Linked DNA regions of Mus musculus: regions 1 and 2 are each linked to region 3. The links are chromatin contacts, found by POLR2A ChIA-PET in ENCODE. All regions are on one chromosome and are shown on one strand. The core of a region is the stretch at or near the end of the contact, and the rest is flanking DNA. Distances in the headings are between cores, read along the strand shown. Region 1 holds the start of Bag5 (BCL2-associated athanogene 5). Region 2 holds the start of Cdc42bpb (CDC42 binding protein kinase beta). Region 3 holds the start of Eif5 (eukaryotic translation initiation factor 5).

The links. ChIA-PET counts read pairs that join two places held with the same protein, here RNA polymerase II (POLR2A).
Region 1: POLR2A ChIA-PET joins it to region 3 with 10 read pairs in embryonic stem cell. The contact joins the promoter of Bag5 here to the promoter of Eif5 in region 3. POLR2A ChIA-PET finds 5 or more read pairs at or near these places in 2 of 5 experiments (Patski and embryonic stem cell).
Region 2: POLR2A ChIA-PET joins it to region 3 with 11 read pairs in embryonic stem cell. The contact joins the promoter of Cdc42bpb here to the promoter of Eif5 in region 3. POLR2A ChIA-PET finds 5 or more read pairs at or near these places in 3 of 5 experiments (Patski and embryonic stem cell).

Annotation. Positions count from the first base shown.
Region 1 is chr12:111,711,533-111,715,146 of GRCm38, forward strand. Bag5 (BCL2-associated athanogene 5) reads right to left here and starts at 1,724. Exons shown (of 2, transcript NM_027404.2): 1 at 1,512-1,724. Coa8 (cytochrome c oxidase assembly factor 8) reads left to right here and starts at 1,737. Exons shown (of 5, transcript NM_026511.2): 1 at 1,737-1,886. The coding sequence starts at 1,761.
Region 2 is chr12:111,376,261-111,379,980 of GRCm38, forward strand. It overlaps Cdc42bpb (CDC42 binding protein kinase beta), which reads right to left and starts at 1,458. Exons shown (of 37, transcript NM_183016.2): 1 at 837-1,458. The coding sequence starts at 1,011.
Region 3 is chr12:111,536,215-111,539,734 of GRCm38, forward strand. Eif5 (eukaryotic translation initiation factor 5) reads left to right here and starts at 1,887. Exons shown (of 12, transcript NM_173363.5): 1 at 1,887-2,025; 2 at 2,141-2,334; 3 at 3,194-3,473. The coding sequence starts at 3,402.

The sequences.
Region 1 (3,614 bases), core at 474-2,973, 180 kb after region 3:
AAGTGTCCAAGCTGGAATTCCAGAACACATGTGGAAAAAAAAAAGCTGGGGCGGAGCTGGAGAGAGGGCTCAGTGGTTAAAGGTGCTGGCTAGAGGACCTGGGTTTGATTACCAGCACTCACATGACAGTGCATGACCACACAGGTAACCCCAGTCCCAGGGCATCTGATTCCCTTTCTGTCTTCAGAGGCACCAGGCACACAGTGATGCACAGACATCCATGCAGGCGAAGCGCCAACGCCCATGAAGTAAAACAGAAAAGCCAGGCAAGCCAGTGCCGGGGAGACGGCGATAGATGGATCTCGTGATTCACTGGCCAGCCCAGGTTAGCCTAACCGAGGACCTTCAGGACCATGGGAAGCCCCACTTCAAAAGCCAAAGTCAAAGGACACCAAGGAAATGATGGTGGGCGGGCAGGGAGGCCAAACTCTGGCACCTGGGCATGCACCAAAATACACAAAAGGTTTCGTCAAAGGTGTAAAAGGTTGCTTGAGGAAAGGGAAGATGTGACATGTCAACTCCCTCTCCTGAAAACAGCTGGACAGGAACAAAACAAAGCAAGCTCACCGGTGTGCTGGTGTATCCCTACAATCCTAGCGTCGGGGATACAGAGGAAAGGGAACTACGAATTCAAGATCACCATGGGCTACTTGGTGACCCTAAGAATTCAAAGCAAAACGGAAATAGGGGAACACGGTAGGGATTTGAACGACAGACAGAAGGTCCTCATGATCCAGCCTGGGTGGATGTCTAGGCCTATGAATTCTGTCTTAAACCATGAGAGCGAGCTGCGTACACTGCCATTCTAGTCAACCCACCAGGTTAGCAACACAATTTCCTTAGATCCCCCCCCCCCCCATCCTAATCTACTCTCTGGAACCAGTTTGGAAGTTAACAGTAGCTCTTCCACACTCACAGGAGCACCATTCGTCCAGACAGCTAGCTAACTTTCTACTTTTCTGAAAGAGGAGCTACGAAACTTCCAAATCCTCACCCTGACTTCAAATACCCGCCGCCCAAACCTGCCGACTGCGATTAACTCGGTCACTCGCCTCCCGGTATGTGCGCTTAGAGCATTTCCCACGCTCTCAGGTTTCTGTCAAACAGCTCACTTCTGGCGGGCAGGCCACAGAACTCAGTCCCCGGGAGGGTCCAAGCCCGGCCCTCGCAGAGCTTTTACCCCGGGAGGTCTGGGCGGCGGCGGTCTTGGCTGCCGCGGGGGGCTGCGAGGTGGGAGATCGGCCCTTCACGGGGAGCGGCACCGCAGCGGTGCCCCCAGCGGCATCCCCCCTCGCCCTTCCCGGCTAGGTCTGACCCGGGCAGCCGGTGAAGGGGCCGGCGGAGGCGGCGGCAGCTACTGGCCGCGGCGGCCGCTCCCGGGTCTCGGCCCGGCCGGACGCGCCGCCGCCTGACCTCACAATGGGCGCGCGGCGGGCGCGGGCCTGCGCAGCGAGGGCGGCGGAGCGCCCGAGGCCGGGAGAACGGAGCTCGCGCCCTCGCCCCACGCTCACCTGGGCCGCACGCGCCATCGCGCCCCGCCACCTACACTTCCGCAGCGTTGTCGCCGTCCTCGCAGAGCGGGCCCGTCAGCAGTGAGCCCGGGGAAAACTTGTCCTCTCCTCGTCCCGCGCGGGCCCCGCCGCCCGGCGTCCGTCCCAGGGAATGCGCACGGTCGGCCTCGCCGCGCGTCGGCTCGGGCTTTGCGACGCCGCCGTAACGCCAACCTTTCCACTGTCGCGATCCTGCCGTACGCGCGGGCCATGGCGGCTTTGCGGCCCGGAAGCAGAGCGCTTCGCCGGCTTCTCTGCCGGTCCTTCTCCGGCGGCGGCGGCGTTAGGTTGGCCCGTGAGCGCCCTACGGATCACAGGGATGCGGCGTCCAGCCGGGTAAGCGGGACGCCGGGGGCGCTGGCAGGGAGGAAGGCCGCCGAGCAAACCCACGCCGCCTGCACCTCTCCGACGGACTGATGATCACTGCCCGGGATCCGCTGTGGAGAGCGCGAGCCTTGCTTATCCCCGAGTTAATTCCCATTTGTATTAACACAGCTCTTGAAGGGTGTTCTTTCTCATTTTCGCATCGTTAAGATTAGTGTTCGACTTAAAGCCGTGGCTGACTTCATCATCCCACTTCTGTAGACTTCGCATTGTTTGTAAACGTGCACGCGATGTCAGAGATCCACAGTGCAGGTCTGCAGCAAGAATGGGCGTGAAGCCTTTTTCAAAAAAACAATTGCTGGGCTGGAGAGATGGTTCAGCTGTTAGGAACACCGAAGACAGTAACAATGCACTCACATATATAAAACTAAATAAAGCTTTTTTTTTTTAGTCAGTTGCACTTCTTTTTTTTTTTTTTTTAAGATTTATTTATTTATTATATGTAAGTACACTGTAGCTGCCTTCAGACACTCCAGAAAAGGGAGTTCACATCTCGTTACGGATGGCTGTGAACTACCATGTGGTTGCTGGGATTTGAACTCTGGACCTTCCAAAGAGCAGTCAGGTGCCCTTACCCACTGAGCCATCTCACCAGCCCTCAGTTGCACTTCTTTGCAACAGAATGCTTTGCTTAAGGAAGGCCTAGGTTGCCAGGCGTGGTGGCCCACGCCTTAATCCCAGCACTCGGGAGGCAGAGGCAGGCAGATTTCTGAGTTTGAGGCTAGCCTGGTCTACAGAGTGAGTTCCAGGACAGGGCTACACAGAGAAACCCTGTCTCGGGAAAAAAAAAAAAAGGCCTAGGTTTAGAGTCTATCAGTCATATGAAAACGCTAAGGCTGGAGGTAAAACATTAATCAGTGGCTACTAACACTTCAATGACCACTAAGCTAGTGATAGAGACTAGAGAGCTTGGTTTAAGCAATAATGAAGAGAGGGAAGGAGGGATGAGGAGAGAGAAGAGAGATGGAGAAAATTAAGAATTGCAAAATGTGCTTGCTGTGAAAATTTTCATCTCTGCTATGCTGTGTCTCCTTGCACACTTTTAGCTTTGAAGTTCTGACTACTCCAGTTTAGATTTGTTGCCTTAGGACCCTGGCCTCTGGCTCAGTTTCCTGGCACAAGAAAAAAAACAAGCCTTCACTTCTGTCTTTAGAAAATATAACTCTAGTCCTTGGGCAGAAAAGATGAAACAGGTGCCTGAACATGCTTTGGGAGGGGAAAATTTAACTCACCCAGCAGCTTTCTCGTGGTCAGAGTTTGCCTTAACATTCATTTTTACTTTTTTAAAAATTGCAATGATTTTGTGTGATATGCCTGCGGCAGAGTTGAGAGGACAGCTTTCTGGAGAGCCTTTATCCCTTCCATGGTTGGTGCCAGGGGTGGAACTCAGGCTTTCTTATGAAACGCTTTCCCCTCTGAGCCATCTTGCCTGACCTTCGTTTCTGGTGAACTAATGCTGGAGAAGGCTAAGAAGCCCGCAGTCTTGGAAGAGTCTTGCTGGAGGCCTGGCGGCACCGCCTTCAACTGGAAAGGCAAGCTGGTCAGCATTGCAGCTTCAGGGGGGTCAGGGTTACACACACGATGAGACCCTCTCTCAAAACAAGGTACCTGGGGTCTGGATCCTCAGGGTAAACCCTTCAGCCTTTTGGAGTCTCAGGGCAAGCCTGTGCTGCTCAACTC
Region 2 (3,720 bases), core at 208-2,707, 160 kb before region 3:
GGACAAGATTTACAGAGCTGGACCTGAACCTAAATCACACTTCCTCCTCCTTAGTCCTTGTGAGGGAACTGAGGGTCTTAAGGGGAAATTACTGTCCGGGTTGGTTGAAACCTTACACTGTAGCCTGTCTTGAGAACTGTCAATGAATGACTTAATCAAGCATTCGTCCTAATAAAGCACAATAGATCATCCGATCTATGATTACTGCATTAGATCCCTAGATGAACCGAATACCCAAGATCAGATGTATAAGTTTTTAAGTGACAGTTCTAGCTGTCACACACACCCCGAAATATCACCAGTCTGACACGGTTACAATTAGGGAGTCGGGGGTTGGGGGTGTTGGGGGAGGGTTCTTGTATTTTATATAAAACCTTTAACAGTTAAAAACTGCTCGGACGTGCTAAAAGAAAGGGATATTCAAGCCGTGGACATCAAGGGGAGGTGGACAGGCTGTCACCTGGGTGGAGTCCTAGGGGCTGGGCTGTGGAACGAAGCCTTCGGAAGGCCCACCGAGCAGGGGCGGGTGGTGAGGAGGTGCAAAAGGCACAGAGGCTGCCCTCCCACCCGGTAGAGTCTAGGGCTAGGAGGGGTAGCTCCAGGCTCGACTCTGGACCCCAAAGGCTAGTCCGGGGCGGGGGCAGGGCGGATATCCCAGGGAGCGCTGCAGGAAATGATATCCAGACTGGGAGGGTGGGTCTAGGAAGCGGCCAGGGCGATGGCCGGGAGTGGGGGGAGTGCAAACGGAGGATGTGGCTCCGGAGCGCAGAACCAGGGAGGCCCGGCGCGGGTGCGAGCAGTGAGAGGCGCAGGGGGGCGAGCGGCACCTTACTCACCCCACTCGAGGAACTCCGCCACATACTTGTCGCGGCGCAGCGCCGAGTGGCTGCACTCGGTGTAAAGGCACACCAGCACGTCCAGCAGCGTCTCCACGCTCAGGGCGCTATCGTTGCGCCACGGCCCGTCCAGGAGCAGCTGCTCCAGCTTCTTGAGCCGCACCTTGGCCGACATGGTGCCGCGCGGCCCGCTCCCCACGCGCCGGCCTCTCTCCGTCCGTGCGCCCCGGCGTCAGAGCCAGCACTCCCCGGCCCGGCGGCCGCGCACCCCGGCGTCCAGTAGCCGCACAGTCCTTGTCGTCGCAGCCCGGCCTAGGCCGACATCTTGGGCTCCGTCCCGGCGGCACCGAGTCTGGGGCACCGGGCCCCGCGGGTCCATGGGCCGGTCTCCTCCCCTAGGCGCCGCCCGCACGCCGTCCCCGCCCTCGGCGCCTGGCCGCGCCCTCGCGCGCGCCGTCACCGACCCGGACCGCGGCGGAGCCCAGCACCGCGTACACCCGGCCGGCGCCCGAGCCCCGACCTCAGCCCGGCCAGCCGCCCAGCCCGCGACCTGCAAGCCAACCAGGGCGCGGCCAGCGCGGCGCAGCCAACCACCGCGGGGCCGATCGCCGCCGCGCTGACCTCAGCGCGACGCCCCGCCCTCGGCCCGCGGCGATCCTCCGCTCTTTGGGCCTCGCGGTTCGCCGTAGGGACGGTGTGGGGCGGGGTACCCAGTGCGAAACCGAGATTGCGGGTGGCGCACGCGCACAGGAGCGCGGGCGGGGCGCCCAGCCGCGCTGTGTGCGCCCTGGGTCCCATAGTTCGGCTCTGTTCCCGATCCTCGGGACCGACCCTCGTGGCCTAGCGAGGCAGCTGTCCGGCGCGACCCCCGGGTCATTACTGCTGGGTTTCGGTTGAGCTCGTCTGAGCTGTGAACCGACAGTGCTCTGGGTCCCAGTGCGCACGGGAGACGCGGGCGGGGCACCTGCCGGGAGGCTCCGGGGTCCGCTGGACGCGCGCTCCCCACTGGGCACGCGCCGCTGGGGATGCGCAGTGCCCTGTCTCATCGGTTCAGAGTCTACCCCGTGACTGATTATTAGGGTGTCGACCTGGTGGGGAGTAGACTGTTGTCTCCAGGCGAGTCGCCGCTTTCACTCAGTTGGACGGCTCAGAAGGTTGATGTAAAACATCCCTTATGACATCCCCAACCTCCGCAGAGGAGGAGCCCTTTGTGGACCCCAAGGTTGCTTCAAAAGAATGGGGGCTTGTGGTGCAGCAGAGGCGGGGCAGGTGGGGTTTGGAAGCCGGAAGCTGAGAGGAGCCTGAGGCAAAGCGCAGGGTGGAAAGCCGAATGGCGACTCCAGCAGGAAGCGACTGAAGAGTCCCTGCCTGCTGGGAATGATGTATGACTTGGTTGGGGTTACGAAGCACACACATAAGCCTCCAAACTGCCCTCAAAATTCACGCGCGTCAGTATGTGTGTGTATCTAACTTAGTTTTTAAGACGCAGGCAAAATAGCCCGGTATTGTAGGTTGGATAGAGCGAACCCTTGTCAGATCTTTATTATTGTGAAGGAATCTATACACATATAAAGTATATTCACGAGTTACTGCATGTGTGTGATGCCCAGTTGTTTAAACTTAAAAATTAAAGCCCAAGAGAATCATCCTACCCAAAACTAAAGTCTGAGCAGCCAACTGCATTTTTTTTTCCTTGACAGCCCTCTTGCTTTTTCTTTGTCCCGTAAGCTTGCCCACGAGAGTGTCTTCTTTGGCTGGCCCTGTCACACTTCCAGCCACTCCCAACGGACAACTCTGAGTCCCTTCTCTGATTGCATGCTGCTGGACTATTTAATCCCTCCAAATTAGGACTTTGCCCTTGCACCCCGGTACCAGTCTGAGGTGCCCAACCCAACTGCCTTCAGTGCGTCTGCTCATCCCAGATCTGTTTCCGCACTGCCTTTTAGGACGCCGTCCACCCCTGGGACAGATCAGACCCAGGTGTACTCTGTAAGCTTCCTTTGAACTTGAAACAGTGAGTATACTTGCGTGGTGGCACATGCCTTTAATCTCAGCACTCGGGAGGCAGAGGCAGGCGGATCTCTGAGTTCGAGGCCAGCCTGGTTTACAAAGTGAGTTCCAGGACAGCCAAGGCTATACAGAGAAAACCCTGTCTCTGAGAAAGAAAGAAAGAAAGAAAGAAAGAAAGAAAGAAAGAAAGAAAGAAAGAAAGAAAGAAAGAAAGCTTTCTGTAGTCAATTTCCTCTTGTGCATTTTAGTCAGTTTGGGAAAGGATTTGAGTTGCCACCCGGGAAGCCCTTTGCTCACTTGCCCTGTTCATAACTACTTTTACTTTGGTGCCTGCTTTTGGAGCATGAGGGCTAATATTTTAGAAAACAGAAAGTCTGTGACCAACAAGTTGAAGGGTGAGAGGCTTGGGTGCTGGCTCTTGCCTGAGGAAGCCTAGCTATGTATCTTCTATGTATGGCATCCATGAGAGCCCACCATGTCCTTACAGTAAACAGCTTTTAGATCAACACGCCAACCCTACTCCAAGCTAGCCTATCCCAACACCTCAAAATGTTCACAACACAGTCACTTCAAGCCACAAGCAAAGACTTGGTCCAGAGTTGGGGACAGGTTGATAATCTACCTAGGCAGTCTGGAGGGATTAGCCCTCAGATCCTGAGAATTCCACATCTGCATAGATGATGTCTAAACAAATGAGGGTGGCTCTGTGCCAGTGCAACTTTATTTACAGAAGCCAGGGGTTTATAGGGCTGCAGTTTGCCAACTCTTGCTTCACAGCAGAAGCCGTGATGGTGGGATTTCAGACTTAACAGCCTCAACCCCTGTTGGAGAAAGAGAGGTCTGACTAGGGGAAACAAAGTTTCCATTTCTCTTT
Region 3 (3,520 bases), core at 637-3,136:
GGAAAAGCAGCTTCATCCCCCCCCCTACCCTCAGGCTTCAGTTTTCTTGTTTGTAAAATGGGTGTAAAAATTCCTCAGTATTCAAGGTCTTCTTAAAGCTGTAGGATATTAGAATCTGATAAATGGCGTGATTACGAGTACTTCTTATTGTAAATAAATAAAATTAATTTAAAATTTTTTACAAAGCACTTAGCTGGGTGTGCTAGTACCTGTCTGTAAGCCCCTACTAGGGAGGTTGAGGCATGAAGCTAGCTATGAGTTTGGGGCCAGGCTGGGCTACATACTGAAAGGGCATCAAAGTGATTCTTAGAAGTTGTCCATAATAACAGCACTAAAAATTAAAAGCAACACTAGCATAAGCTTTTATATTTTCATCTCCTTTGTGGCTGTCCTGGAACTTGTTATATAGGCTAGGCTAGCCTGCCTCTGCCTCTGGAGTGCTAGGATTAAAGGTGTCAGCACCCCTGGCTCCTACAAACTTTTAAAATGAAGTTAAACATCAGGCCATCGAACATACAGAAAAGACCACTTTGTATAGTGTTACCAAAAATACTTTTGTGAGACAAGCCTCTTACCTCGGACTGGTTTCACACCCTTTTCTGAGAGTTTCTAAAATATTGCCATTTGAGTTCAGCCAAGCAAAAACTCAATCTTTTCCAATACTGCCAAGTCATGATCCATGGCTCACAGAGGCACTGCCTGAGATCTTTCCACTTTAACGAGGGGGAACCTGGATAAGCACAGAGCCGTAAAAACTGTAGAGCCATGGACTGTGAAATAAAAGCTACAGAAGAGACACAAATCTTTCAGTTCTGCATCTTGTCTTTAGTCTCCCTCACGGACATGGTCAATTAGCTTTACAGAGCTTTTAAGTCATGGGGAAATAACCTTGGATTTGGGCAAAATAAAATTGATCTTTCCATTTTAACCTTGTTACAAATTCTACTGGCGTAGAACAAAGGGCAGCCCTTCTTCCACAACACTGCTCTTTCTCCCCATCCAGGAAACCAGGCAGCTGCTGACTAAGCCAGGCTGCTGCTCTCAGAAGCCCTGGGAAGGTGGAACAGGTATTTCTATATTATTAGTTGGACTCTGGGATGATTTCAACTCTCAGTCGAAACTTTTACCAAAAAAAGAAGTTTTTTTTTTCTTTTAAATAATGGAAGAGTGTCTAGGAAAGAAAAAGTCCGGGCTCCTCTTCCGAACATAAATTGTTAGTAAATAAAACACTGTTGCCTCCTCGGGTGCACCTGCAGGGAGTCACAGTCACCAACCAGCCTGGCCTTTACAGACCGGGCTGGGCTGGACGGGGTGGCCCTACGTGGCGACTGAGCCCCGAGGCGGGGGGATGGCCAAACCTCGAGGCACAGCCGGACCTGACTGGGGTCGAGACCACCCTAAGTTGCGCGGGGACCCAAGCTACACAAAAAAAGGTTTCTATCGTGGGAAACCTCAGAGCCACAACCGCGGAGTCTCGGCTCGGCGGCGGCTTGGCTCCCCGAGCTCAGGGAGAGGCACCATATGGGATGACAGGCACGGGCCAGGCAGCAGGAAGGGTGGTGGGAAAGAGGCAAGGGGAGCCGCAGTGTCGGGAGCCTCCTGGCGCGGTCCAGATGAGCAGTTAGATCACGCGTGGCCCACAGAGAAGCACCGTGGACATAGCCGGCCCGGCCCCGCCCCGAGAGAGGACTAGGCAGGCGCCATAGTGCCTGAACGCATAAACTCAGAGCGAGCCGGGCTATCGCGAGACCGCGAAGGCCTCTGGGAAGGACGGAGTTGGGGGGGGGAAGGGAAGGGAAGGAAGCTGGGACAGGCAGGAGGCGGGCCGAGACCACGAGTGGAGCCCCAGGAAGTGGAGGGCGGAGAAGCGTGAGATCGACGTGCATGCGAGCCAATGACAAGAGAAGTTGGGAGGGCCTGCGGCCAATAAGCGGTGGCTGCCCGGTACAAGGGGCGGGCTCCGGGGCCGAGGGTAGCTTGAGCGCGGCGGCGGCGTTGTTCAGTCAGAGCGAGAACATTCCAGAGGTGAGTCCGCGGGGGGCGGTGGCCCGCGCCCCTGCCCTGCGCTCCCGCCCCTCCACCCCGCGGGCCGCCGGCGGGGGCAGGCGCCGCCCGCCGCTCACTGCCTTGTCCCCGCCAGGTCGCCAGGCTCGGCGCTGCTGGTGTGGACGCGGACGTCGCTGGGACAGTCCCTCCCGCTGCTCGGCGGCGGCACCTGCCCAGCCGCCCCTCCGCTCGCCGCCGGCCCCGCCGCTCCGGACCCGGTTTCCAGCGCCTCTTCCTCCCAGTCCCGGGCGAGCCGCGTTGGGTTTATGTCTTTATTTGACGAAAACGGTGAGTCGCGGGCGGCGGGCCATGGCGGCGGCAAGATGGCGGCGCGGCCGCGTGACCCGCCGCGCGTGTGGCGCAGTTTGGGGGGGGCCGGGCCGTGCGGGAGCGCGCCCGCGCGCGCGCCGTGGCTGAGTCAGGCCCGGGGCGCGTTTGTGACTCAGGGAGGCCGCACCTCTGCCCCGCCGGCCGCCGGAAGGGGGAGGCCGGGCGACGGGCTGCGACCGTCGCGTAGCCATGGGGACGAGGGCGAAGGTCGGCCGTGCGCCGAGGGAGCGAGGGGAGGGAGCCCGGGCGCGGCTTCGGCCGTGGTCCTCGTGCTCCGACGGAGCCAATGGCTCCCAGCCTGGACTTGCCGCCCTGAAGCCCCCGGAGTCGCCGAAGCCGCCCCTCGGCGGTTGGCAGGTCCGGCTCGACGTTTCCCGTTTTACCACGATGGCAGCCGGGGGAGGCGCCATCGGCGAAGTTGGTGGCCCCCGGGCCTGAAGTGAGGGAGAGAAAGGGCCCGGATCCCCTTTTCGGCAGTTACAACGCTGTCGCTCGGCCGGGGCAACCCATGACTCGCCGGTGGCCTTTGATGTGACAATCTCCCGGCGGCTGAGGGAGCAGGGTTTGTGTTCCGTGTTGTCCTCCTCGTTTCGAGCAGTTTCCCTGCCAGTCACAACCCGTGTCAAAATGGTGGCCTCCTGGGTTCCTGGAGTTGTGCTTTGTTACATGGGGATGTCAGCTGTTTTCTCACAAGGACTCGGGCTGTTAGAGCTCGGAGTGTTAGTTGTGTGAGGGACTCGGGGACGGGAAGTTGTCCCGGGGAGGAGTGATGCTAAACCTGTAGGGTTGTTGTGTGTTTTCTCCTTTTCTCTTTCAGAGCTGTTGCGCAGCCATTGGTACCTGTATTGGGGAAACATAGCATACAAGCAAGAAGCTTACAGCCTCAGTGGCGAAAATTTTTTCATGTCAGAGACCGAGAACTCTTGCAGTCGTTTATGTCATCCCTTCTTCTCCAGACAGAAGATACCAAAAAGTTGCAATCAAAGATCTCTTCATCTTATTGATAAAGTCACTAATAAGCCAAAATGTCTGTCAACGTCAACCGCAGCGTGTCAGACCAGTTCTATCGCTACAAGATGCCCCGTTTGATTGCTAAGGTAATGCTGGTTTTTATTTTAGTAGCCTGTTGGTCCGCACACTCTTG